Linked DNA regions of Homo sapiens: region 1 is linked to region 2. Evidence: read pairs that join two places in POLR2A ChIA-PET (ENCODE). Cell type or tissue: PC-3. All regions are shown on one strand. Each heading gives the region's core, and the rest is flanking DNA. Links, peaks and the distances in the headings are about the cores only.

Region 1 (5,382 bases), core at 66-5,065, 190 kb after region 2:
GGAAATTTGTTACCTCTGTGGCATACAATGATTTTATGCAACAATTATAATTGTTACTGATAATGTACACTAAGTCATATCAGAATTATAGGAGTTTCCCATAATTTTGGAATATATACCAATAACACATTTATGAAAATACAGCCCAAAGAAAACCAAACACCATTTTATATTTCAGAATACTTCCTGTATGACTTTCTTACCAAATAAGCCAAATGTCACTGTTGCATTAGTGCATTATTTATGTCAAACCCAATTCTTAATAAAACCTTATAAATAAATCCATCCAATCTTAGTCAGTTTGACCATAAAGTAAGATTCTCATAAGCCTTTTATAACCCTTTACAAGTTTTTGTTAAAGAGCAGAAGCATGGTTTTGCTCTAAGAAAAACCTGTTGTGCTTTTATTCCAATGTTTAATTTATAGAAAAACTGAATAATATCCCTTAATTTAGCCAATGTCCACATACAGACTCTCTTTTATATATATATATATTTTTACAAACCTTCCACATTTGTTTAAACCTTTAGCTTTATTCTATCCAACTTAAAACAATTCTTTAACCCTTTAGGCAAAAAAAAACTACATTCTCATGCCTTTTTATAATCTTTTACCAAAAATATATTTTACTTTCCTTACACACCTTACATGTAAAAGTGTTTCTTCAATAGTCTCAATTACATGTTACAACATTAACTTTTAGTGACTTTTACTTTTGGTGGAAGCCCTGGTTAGTAAGCAATTTGAATTGTGTACTAGGTGTGGAGCCTAGCCCAGGACACACCAGGCAGAAGTGCAGATAAGGGCTGACTCTCCAGCATAGCTAGGGGTGTGGCTAACTCCACATGTTCCCATGCCTTACCTAGCAGTAACGCAGGCAAGTTGTACAGTAGGAGTCATAGTGGCATTTTATGAAGCATTTAGGAGGCCTAACAACCTTTGAATTGTACGACATTTCTTGCATAAATTCCCTTTCACAAATCTTTTCACAACTTACACAGACCATCTGAGACATTCTTGGACTTTCTGATTTGTCCTAAACATCCTTCCTTTTAAACAACCAGTCATTTTACTTTAGGACAAGAGTTTACCATACAAGATCCTTTTTTATATAAAATCTCTTTTTAAATAATCTTCTTTGTATAGGTAGGGTACATGGCTAATTTCACATGTCCCCAAGCCTTATCTAGAATCTAATGGCTTTAAGGTAGGTAAATTGAACAATTTTTAAAAGTCAAAGAAGCAATTTATGACCTTAAAGCATTTAGCAAACTTAATATCTGATCTGCATAATTTAGACTGAACGTTTTTATCAAAATTTTAAAGCTGTTTTTATTTCCCCAAAATTATTAAAGTTACACGAACTAAAAGGCATTACAGTTTTTATTTTGCTTTCAAAATATTTGATTTGTGTTTATTTTTGTTTAAGCCAATTAATGAGTTCTTTTATATAAACATTACACACAACACATATATAGCTACACAGAAAGACAGAAGATTACTACAGTAGTAGTAAAATTTTTCATTTGCCAATTTTTAAGTTTTGTAATTGGATTACTGGCTTTAGGGTGGAGCCCTTGGAAGAAAAGGGCCAGGAAAGAGGTCTCTGGTGCCTCCTATTTTTCCCAAGGAGTCCAGGCTGTTAGAGCTTGAACTGATTCTAACCATAGCACTCTTTAATAAAGTCCTTTTAGAATTTCTTATGCCAAACGGCCGATATTTCTGGCTTTTGAACTTTACCAAAGGTAACCTCCCGGGTGATTAGAGAAAGGAAAATTTAAGACAGTCCATGGAGGAGAATAGAACAGACAAAATCATGCAGATATTAAACCAGAAACAACTCACTTCCTAGGTGGGGAATTGAACCTGGACTGCAACTGTGAAAGTGCAAAAACCTTTGTTACTGAGCTACAGCACAGGGCAGTCTCCATTTTCTTTCCCAGAAGGAGTTTAGAGTAGTTGATTTCGAGCTCGCAAAGGCTTTTAACTATTTAATATGATTTTTAGAGCTAACTATGACATGAACCCTAAAATTCCTGTTCCCTGAAGGCGGAGACCAAAAGAATGTACCGCCACGTGGTTAAAAGGTCAAGCTCCCAAGGACATAAAACAAGGTGGAGACTTCATCCAGTTTTTTTGGTTTGTTTGTTTTAGGGACCTGCAGCCAAGTTTGCTACTGACCAGCCTGCTGGGTCTTCTTGAAAAGCAGGCTTACAGGTGTTCTAAGCCCATGTTTTATCCTGAAGTACCCCTCAAAACAGAAAAACAAATTTATACTACAAAATACATCAGCTTAAGACTAGCCCTAGAATTCTTTTTCACATTAATCAAAACTTTACAGAGGAAATAAACACCGTTTTTGTTTGTTTGTTTTTTACCATTCATTTAACCATTTGCACAGAGAGAGAGAAGCCAGAAAGCTGACTGGTAAGAAATTCTTACCCTTTTGCTGGCATGCCAGGCTTCTGGCTTCCCTTTCCTTGAGCGGCCCTAGTGATCTGGCTTGTGGCACCATTGCCCTGGGGACCAAGCCGCATCATAAAGGAAAATTATTTTTTTCATTCTGACCAGAGCAAAATACATGTGATAAAACATAGACATTAGCCACTCTGCTTAGCACCCAATATCAAACTGGCAAGGCTTAAATTTGCCCCCAGATGTGCCCTGTCATCTTTAATCCAACCTCTGACTTAGAGTTTCAACATGTGGTCTCTGGACAAGATGGCTGCCATGAATAACGAAAAGATAGGAAAAGAAAAGTAGAGCCAGGAGCAGTGGCTCACACCTGTAATCCTAGCACTTTGGGAGGCCAAGGCGGATGGATCACCTGAGGTCAGGAGTTTGAGACCAGCCTGGTTAACATGGTGAAAACCTGTCTCTACTAAAAATACAAAAATTAGCTGGGCATGGTGGTGGGTGCCTGTAATCCCAGCTACTAGGGAGGCTGAGGCAGGAGAACCACTTAAACCCGGGAGGTGGAGGTTGCAGTGAGCCGAGATCACACCACTTCACTCCAACCTGAGCGAAACAGTGAAACTCCATCTCAAAAAAAAAAAAAAGAAAAAAGTAGAGAAGGAAAGTATGCCTGTGGCAGGGTGGGGAAGGTGAAGAGCTTAGGGAGGCCAGAGAAACCCACTTATTCCATCCGACAATGAAAAAGTTCGGGTGGCCGCTTGTCGGTAGCAAACAAGTCTCTTCCAGCAGTCCCATTAGCTCTCAAGTTTCCCCTTTTAGGGATGGAAAAGTTCCCCATGTCCCATGATCCTGTACATGCCTAATCCTGTCACCCACAGCTGTCAGCAAAGAGTGCAAGGCAAATTAATACAACGAGAATAGCAGTTAACATTCCATAGTACCAAACCTGTTCTTAGGGACTTTACTGAGAGGGGCCTCTAACCAACCCCCTAAATCTTAGAAGGGACTCTAACCGTCCTAAGTTGGGCCTGTAACCCAAGGTTGGTCAAACGTCCTTGCCTTTTATTAAGAGAGGCCTTTAACCCACTCAGTCTTAGGAGAGATTCTAACTCCCCTAAGGTGGGCCTCTAACTCAATTCCATTCTTTACCTGGGTACCCCACCACTTACCCCAAGTCATCCAATCAGTGCTGCCGTCTATTTTCCTTGGGTTTTGGGGGGGTCTCCTCGGTATTGTCCCTTTTGTGGTTACATCCAGAAAGATGTTACTGGACCCCACCACTTACCCAAAGTTAGCCTTTGGGTTGGGGGTTTCTGCAGTACAGTCACTTCCCTTGTCATCAGAAAGATGTTACAGGACCCCACTACTTACGCAAAGGTAGCTGTTGGGTCAGGGTTTCTGCACGATAGTCCCTTTGTGGTCGCCAGAAATACGTTACAGGAAAGGGGTGCAGATCCAGACCCCAAGAGAGGGTTCTTGGATCTTGTGCAAGAAAGAATTCAAGGCCAGTTCACAGTGCAAAGTGAAAGCGAGTTTATTAAGAAAGTAAAGAAATAAAAGAATGGTTACTCCATAGACACAGCAGCCCCGAGGGCTGCTGGTTGCCCATTTTATGGTTAGTTCTTGATGATACGCTAAACAGGAGGCAGATTCCCTTTTTAGACCATATAGGGTAACTTCCTGATGTTGCCATGGCATTTGTAAACTGTCATGGCACTGGTGGGAGTGTAGCAGTGAGGACGACCAGAGGTCACTCTCGTGGTCATTTTGCTTTTGGTGGGTTTTGGCTGGCCTACTGCAACCTGTTTCATCAGCAAGGTCTTTATGACCTGTATTTTGTGCTAACCTCCTATCTTATCCTGTGACTCAGGAGGCCTTAACTGTTGGGGAACACAGCCCAGTAGGTTTCAGTCTCATTTTACCCTGCCGAGACCAGCTCGGTCAGGGAGACCCTAACCCAGCAGCGCTAGAGGAATTAAAGACACACACACAGAAATATAGAGGTGTGGAGTGGGAAATCAGGGGTCTCACCGCCTTCAGAGCTGAGAGCCTCGAACAGAGATTTACCCACATATTTATTAACAGCAGGCCGGTGATAAGCATTGTTTCTATAGATTATAGATTAACTAAAAGTACTCCTTATGGGAAACAAAGGGATGGGCCGAAATAAAGGGATGGGTTTGGCTAGTTATCTGCAGCAGGAGCATGTCCTTAAGGCAAAGATCGCTCATGCTATTGTTTGTAGTTTAAGAACGCCTTTAAGAGGTTTCCACCCTGGGTGGGCCAGGTGTTCCTTGCCCTCATTCCAGTAAACCCACAACCTTCCAGCGTGGGCGTCATGGCCATCATGAACATGTCACAGTGCTGCAGAGATATTGTTTATGGCCAGTTTTAGGGCCAGTTAATGGCCAGATTTTGGGGGGCCTGTTCTCAACATTACCCAGCTCCTATTTAAGATGGAGTTGCTCTGGTTCACACACCTCGGACAGAGGTAAGAATAGAAGGGAATACAAGAGAAGAAATCAAGTTCAAACTATTAAGAAACTTCTATACCTAGCTTAATAAGGCAGTATTTCTCAGCATGGTCCTTGGAGCATCTGTGTGTCAACAAATATGAGGTGTTTCTGAACATTACAGAAACCTGACCACAGTGGCATAACCACATAGGGGTTCATCTTTCCAGTTTAATAGGATGTCTGGAAATAGGCAGACAGGAGTGGTGCAGCTGCTTCAGGATGTTATTATGGACCCAGGGTTCCTGTAGCCTACTTCTTCTTCATCCTTGGCTTGTGATATTTATCCTCATGGTGGCAAAACAACACCTGTTAACACCAGGCCTCCCGATTGTTTTTCAGGAGTAGGGCTAAGAGCTTTCCCCTAATGAGGCTTTGCCTTTTCAGTTAGGAAGGGACCTGACCCTAGGCCAGAACTGTCACATGGCCACACCTATTTCAAAATTCACCTTGA
Region 2 (5,382 bases), core at 298-5,297:
AATCCTTAACCCAATAACCCGTAGATGGCCCAAATACATTCAATCTGTAGCGACAACTGCTTTGCTAACAGAAGAAAGTATGAGGCAATTCTGTTAAAAAAAAAAAAAAAAAAAGATTCAACATTAACCACTAAAAATTCCCTTAACCCAGCAGGTTTCCTAGCAGGGGATCTAAATCTTAATTACTACACAAAGGTCCGACCAGACCTAGGAGGAACTCCCTTCAGGACAGGATGATAGATGTTTCCTCCCAGGTGATTGAGGGAAGAAGACACAATCGGTATTCAGTAAGTGATAAGGAAACTCTTGTAGAAGCAGAGTTAGGAAAATTACCTAATAATTGGTCTGCTCAAATGTGCGAGCTGTTTGCACTCAGCCAAGCCTCAAAATACAGAACCAGGAAGGAACCATCTGTACAAATTCTAAGTTAATTTGGACTAAAAACAAGGTCGTATTAATAATAAAGAATAATTGAAATCCCAAACTTACAAGGTTTTCAGCAAAAGTAAAGTTTGCTAAAAGTTAACATGTATTATCCTAACTTCTAATCTTGTGGCCTTAGACAGTCTAGTCCACAGACATGAAGGAAGTTTGCTTTGGAAAAGAATAGTTATCTTCAGAGAAGAAAAAAGGGGTGGGGGGGGGGTAGAATTTATATAAAAAGGGATGTTATATGGTAAATTCTTGTCCTAAAATAAATTAACTGGTTGTTTAAATAAAAGGGATGTTTGTGACAAGTCAGAAAGTTGAGGCGTGTCAAAGAATTGTCTGTGAAAGTCAGGAAAAAAAATTATAAAAGGGAATTTATGCAAGAAATGTTGTATAATTTAAAAGTAATTAGGCCTCCTGAATGTAAAACTATTGAAGAAACAGTTTATGTGCAAGGTGTGTAAGGAAAGTAAAATATACTTTTGGTAAAAGGATTATAAGGATGCATAAGAATGTGGATTTTTACCTACATTAAAAGGTTAAAAAGTATATATTTTGTTTTAAAGGTTTAAGCAAGTTTTAAAACATTAATTGTAAAGGAAATTCTGTGTGTAAACATATTGGCTAAAGTTAAGGGGGTGTCATCCAGTTTTTCTGTGAACTGGACATTAAAAGCACAACAGGTTTTTCTTAAAGCACTAACCTGCTCTGTAACAAAAATTATAAAAGGTTAAAAAAAGTCTATAAAAATCTTACCTTCTGGTCAGACATTAAAAATTGGATAAATATGTCTACAAGGTTGTATTAAAATTAAGTTTAACATTAATAACACACTAATATAAAGGTGAAATTTAGCTTATCTGGTATAAAAATCATACAGGAAGCATTGTCAAATATAAAATGGCATTTGGCTTTCTTTGGTCTAAAAACTAATAAAAATAGGTGCTAAAGGAAATTTCTCAGTAAGAAGGCACCAAGGACTATAAAGTCCACTGCTGATGTCTCCACATTTAAAACAAAAGGTCAATTTCTTAGAAATTATATACTTGGTTTATCCTTCACTTTCCTTTCCCTCAAAACTAAGTCTTTTAGCACAGGTACCACCCCAAGATTTTTTGGTAAACCAGCACCAGCCTGAGGATCATGTTCTCATCAAAGGGTGGAAAGAAGGAAAACTCAAACCAGCATAGGAATGACTCTAACTTGTGCTGCTAACCACCAAGACTGCTGTTCGTACAGCAGGAAGGGGATGGACTCATCACACCCAAGTCAAGAAAGCACCATCCCCTCTAGAGTCGTGGGCCATAGTCCCAGGGGAAAACCCTACCAAACTAAAGCTAAGAAAAATTTAACTTTAAATTTTCATCTATCCTATTACTCTTTCTTCTTATCTCATTCTATTGCTGACCATCTAGTTATTAACATAACCAAGTCAATTTTGCCTCGAACTATTGCATTTAATGTTTGCCTTGTTATGCCCTGTAGGGATTTGCCAAGTCAAAGATGGCTCCCTACTTCAGAAAAGTACCTCTGTCCCTCCTGACTCTCCTCAGGCTGGACATTAGTGAATTGGGACCATTTAATCCGGGGAGATTTCAATAAAGACCCCAGTGTCAATCAGGAGTCTTGCTCCCTGATGTAGAGCTTTTATGCTGTAGTTGGTCCAACATTCTGTGGACCACTAAAGAGCAAGAATGGACTGCCCCAACCGGTTTTTGTAATTTCCTAAAACCATACATTCATTTTATTAAAGGAACAGCCCTCCCCCGCTAACTGTCAGCTAAACCAGTGTAATTCTATACAGGTCATTATCTGAAATCCTCAAAGTTCTTCCCCTTTTCTAAGCCGGTTCCCTTCTTTAAGCTGGTTTTATGGTATGGGGGCTGAGGTTTCAGGGACAAACCCTATTAGATTCTTTGAAATGCATTTATTTGATCCCCCACCCCCTGCAACTTCCTCTAAGCCTTCTTCCAAAACCTCTCACAATGGAAAAATTGCTCCTCCTCCATCTAACAACAAGACCAAGATAGCTATAGCTATCATAGGAGTTAGACTTAAAACAAACTTTGGCAATTAGGATACCAAGATGCAAATGCCTGGTTGGAATGGATCAAATATTCCCTCCACACATTAAACAAAAGCAATTGTTATGCTTGTGTGCATGGTAGGCCAGAGGCCCAGATTGTCCCCTTACCACTAGGGTGGTCCTCCAGTTGACCAGGCATGGGCTTTATGGTAGCTCTTTTCCAGGATTCTACAGCCTGGAGTAATAAGTCATGCCAAGCTCTCTCTCTGCTATATCCTGAAGTCCGGCACCCTGTGGGTCAGCCCCCGAGGGCATCCAGCTTCCATCTCCCAATACAAAGTTCACTTTGTGTCTCTCATGACAGGGAGGAAACTTAGTATTCCTTGGAGACCTGAAGGGATGCAGTGAGCTTAAGAATTTTCAAGAGCTTATCAATCAGTCAGCCCTTGTTCATCCCCGAGTGGATGTGTGGTGGTATTGTGGTGGATCTTTACTGGACACTCTCCCAAATAACTGGAGTGGCACTTGTGCTTTAGTCCAATTGGCTATCCCTTTCACTCTGGCATTTTATCAACCAGAGGAAGGAAAAATAAAACATCGTAAAGCAAGAGAAGCCTCTTATAGGTCTTTTGACTCTCACATCTATTTAGACACAATTAAAGTCCCACAGGGAATACCAGATCAATTTAAAGCCCAAAATCAAATAGCTGCAGGATTCAAGTCAATATTTTGGTAGGTGACAATTAATAAAAATGTAGATTGGATAAACTACATCTACAACCAACGGTGATCTATTAACTACACTAGAGATGCTGTTAAAGGAATACCTGAACAATTAGGGGCTACTAGCCAGATGGCTTGGGAAAATAGGATAGCCTTAAACATGATATTAGCAGAAAGCGGAGGAGTTTGCCTCATGATTAAAACTCAATGTTGCACCTTCATCCCAAACAACATCACCCTTAATGGAAGTATAACAAAGGCATTGCAAGGTCTAACTTCTCTGTCCAATGAGTTAGCCAACAACTCAGGGGTAAATGATCACTTTTACAGAATGGCTAGAAAAGTGGTTTGGTAAATGGAAAAGAATAATAGCCTCAATTCTTACTTCCCTCACAGCTGTAATGGGTGTACTTATTCTTGTCAGGTGCTATGTCACACCATGCATCTGTGGGTTGGTGCAGAGGCTCATTGAAACAGCACTTAATTAAAATATCCCTTAACTATCCTCTACCTTACCCAGAGAAGCTTCTTCTTTTGGAAAATCAAGCAAAGCAACTAAGGCAAGACATGTTAAAAAAAAGTTTGAAAAGACAGCTGTAAGGAAATACAAGGGGAGGGGTTGTTAGGTATGAGTTCTAAATTTCTTTTCAAATAATTAATATGTCAGTATGTTCAATCCTTTGCCTTCTACTTTTAAATTTAACTTCCTCATAAAGCAACCTTTTTTGATTACCTACTCCACCCTGTCTCATTCTGATTACCTACTCCACCCTAACTCATTCGGATCAGCTGCTCCACCCTAACTCATTCCGATCAGCTGCTCCACCCTAACTCATTCTGATTACCTGCTACCTGCTCTGCCCTGACTTCTGCCAAAGCACTCACCCCATCATTCTCTTTAAATTAGCCAATTGGAATTAGTTTAGCCCATGCGGTCTAACCCTAGCCAATAGGGGAATGACACAGCAGGAAGGGCCACATGTGTCAGGGATAAGAACCCTTCCCCTCCCTTGTTCAAGTGTGCGCTCACCATTGCTCCATCTGTAAGGGCACACCCTTCTATAGAAGTACCTGGTCTTGCTGAGAATTCAAAAGAAAATTTTATATTTGAGTGCTGTTTCTTCTGCAGCACTGAAACTTTATATATAACACCGCCCTGGGCACGTGTCATCAGGACCTCCTGAGGCTGTGTCACAGGTGCATCCTCAACCTTTTCAAAATAAACTTTCTAAATTAACTGAGACCTGTCTCAGATTTTTGGGGTTCACATCTTGGTAACCACAAAGGGATTCTGACTGGAGGTGCTGCTGACCTTTGACAAATCAATGCTTGGTACCAGCATGAGCTATCTTAATGGTTCAAATGGATAGGACAATTTGCTGAGGCCTGGAAACACCCCCTCCAGAGAATCTCTGATCTCCCCAAATTTGTTCGAGATCTAAAGTTTATTTTGCTATACAACTCTTTTTGTTGTTGTTGTTGTTGTTGTTTTGGAGTTTTACTTGCTTTCAGCACAAGGAAGGCAAGTTTTTTTCTGCTTCCATGATGATGGAGATAGGTAACTCCTTTATGGAGTTTGAGCTCACTTCCAACAGGGAAGATGAATTTTTTTTTCCTGCTGTTAGGATGGTAGAGAGCAGCCTTCAGCCTGAGACCCATCTTTAGGTAAGTAACTGTAAGTAACTTGGCTAAAGTTAAGATTAACAACCAGCTGGTCTTAATTTCACCTTACCATTAGAGTGCTCAGTAATCATATAAGTTGTGTGATCATTTGTTTTGCCTAACTGTTTTTTGTTGTTTGTTTCTGTTTTTGTTGTTTTGGTCTTTTTCTCATTGGGTTTGATCAACTCCATCTGAACTTGATCAAATCCGAAGGGAAGTTCCAAATTATGGGGAACAAGGCCTCTGTAGTGGCTAAATTCCCACACAAAAAAAGCTGGTGTGGTGAGGGGAGAAAAATGGCCCGAAAAAGAAAAAAAAAGAGAGAGGCAAGATTTTTTATTTTGACTACTAAAAGGGCCTTATTTACATAACAAGCCTACCTTTTTGCTAGCCAGGCCAAACTGAAAGAGCAATGGCTGTACTTCTGAAATAGCAGCAATTTGTCCTAGTTGAAATATGGTAACGAGATTTAAAAAGACTTTTTTTAAAAGGAGCTCAATAGTTAAAGTCAGCTTAATTAGAAGCTAACATCCAAGATGTGT

What was found. ChIA-PET counts read pairs that join two places held together with the same protein. Peaks named below come from ENCODE experiments on the same cell type or tissue, not always from the same donor. Only the 100,000 strongest peaks of a DNase experiment are listed, where the experiment ranks them.
Region 1: POLR2A ChIA-PET joins it to region 2 with 9 read pairs; 2 of 35 experiments call an interaction of 5 or more read pairs at or near these places.

What each region holds. Positions count from the first base shown.
Region 1 is chr1:173,492,558-173,497,939 of GRCh38, reverse strand. LOC124904456 (a long non-coding RNA gene) reads left to right here and starts at 2,469. Exons shown (of 2, transcript XR_007066738.1): 1 at 2,469-2,832. RefSeq lists an enhancer at 656-950 and a silencer at 5,064-5,264. In PC-3, for the core only: no CTCF peak of the experiment used is centred there; no DNase peak of the experiment used is centred there; H3K4me3 peaks cover 243 bases.
Region 2 is chr1:173,682,719-173,688,100 of GRCh38, reverse strand. It overlaps a transcript of ANKRD45 not described here. Among named protein-coding and RNA genes, the nearest start is that of ANKRD45, 16 kb to the right of the region's middle. In PC-3, for the core only: no CTCF peak of the experiment used is centred there; no DNase peak of the experiment used is centred there.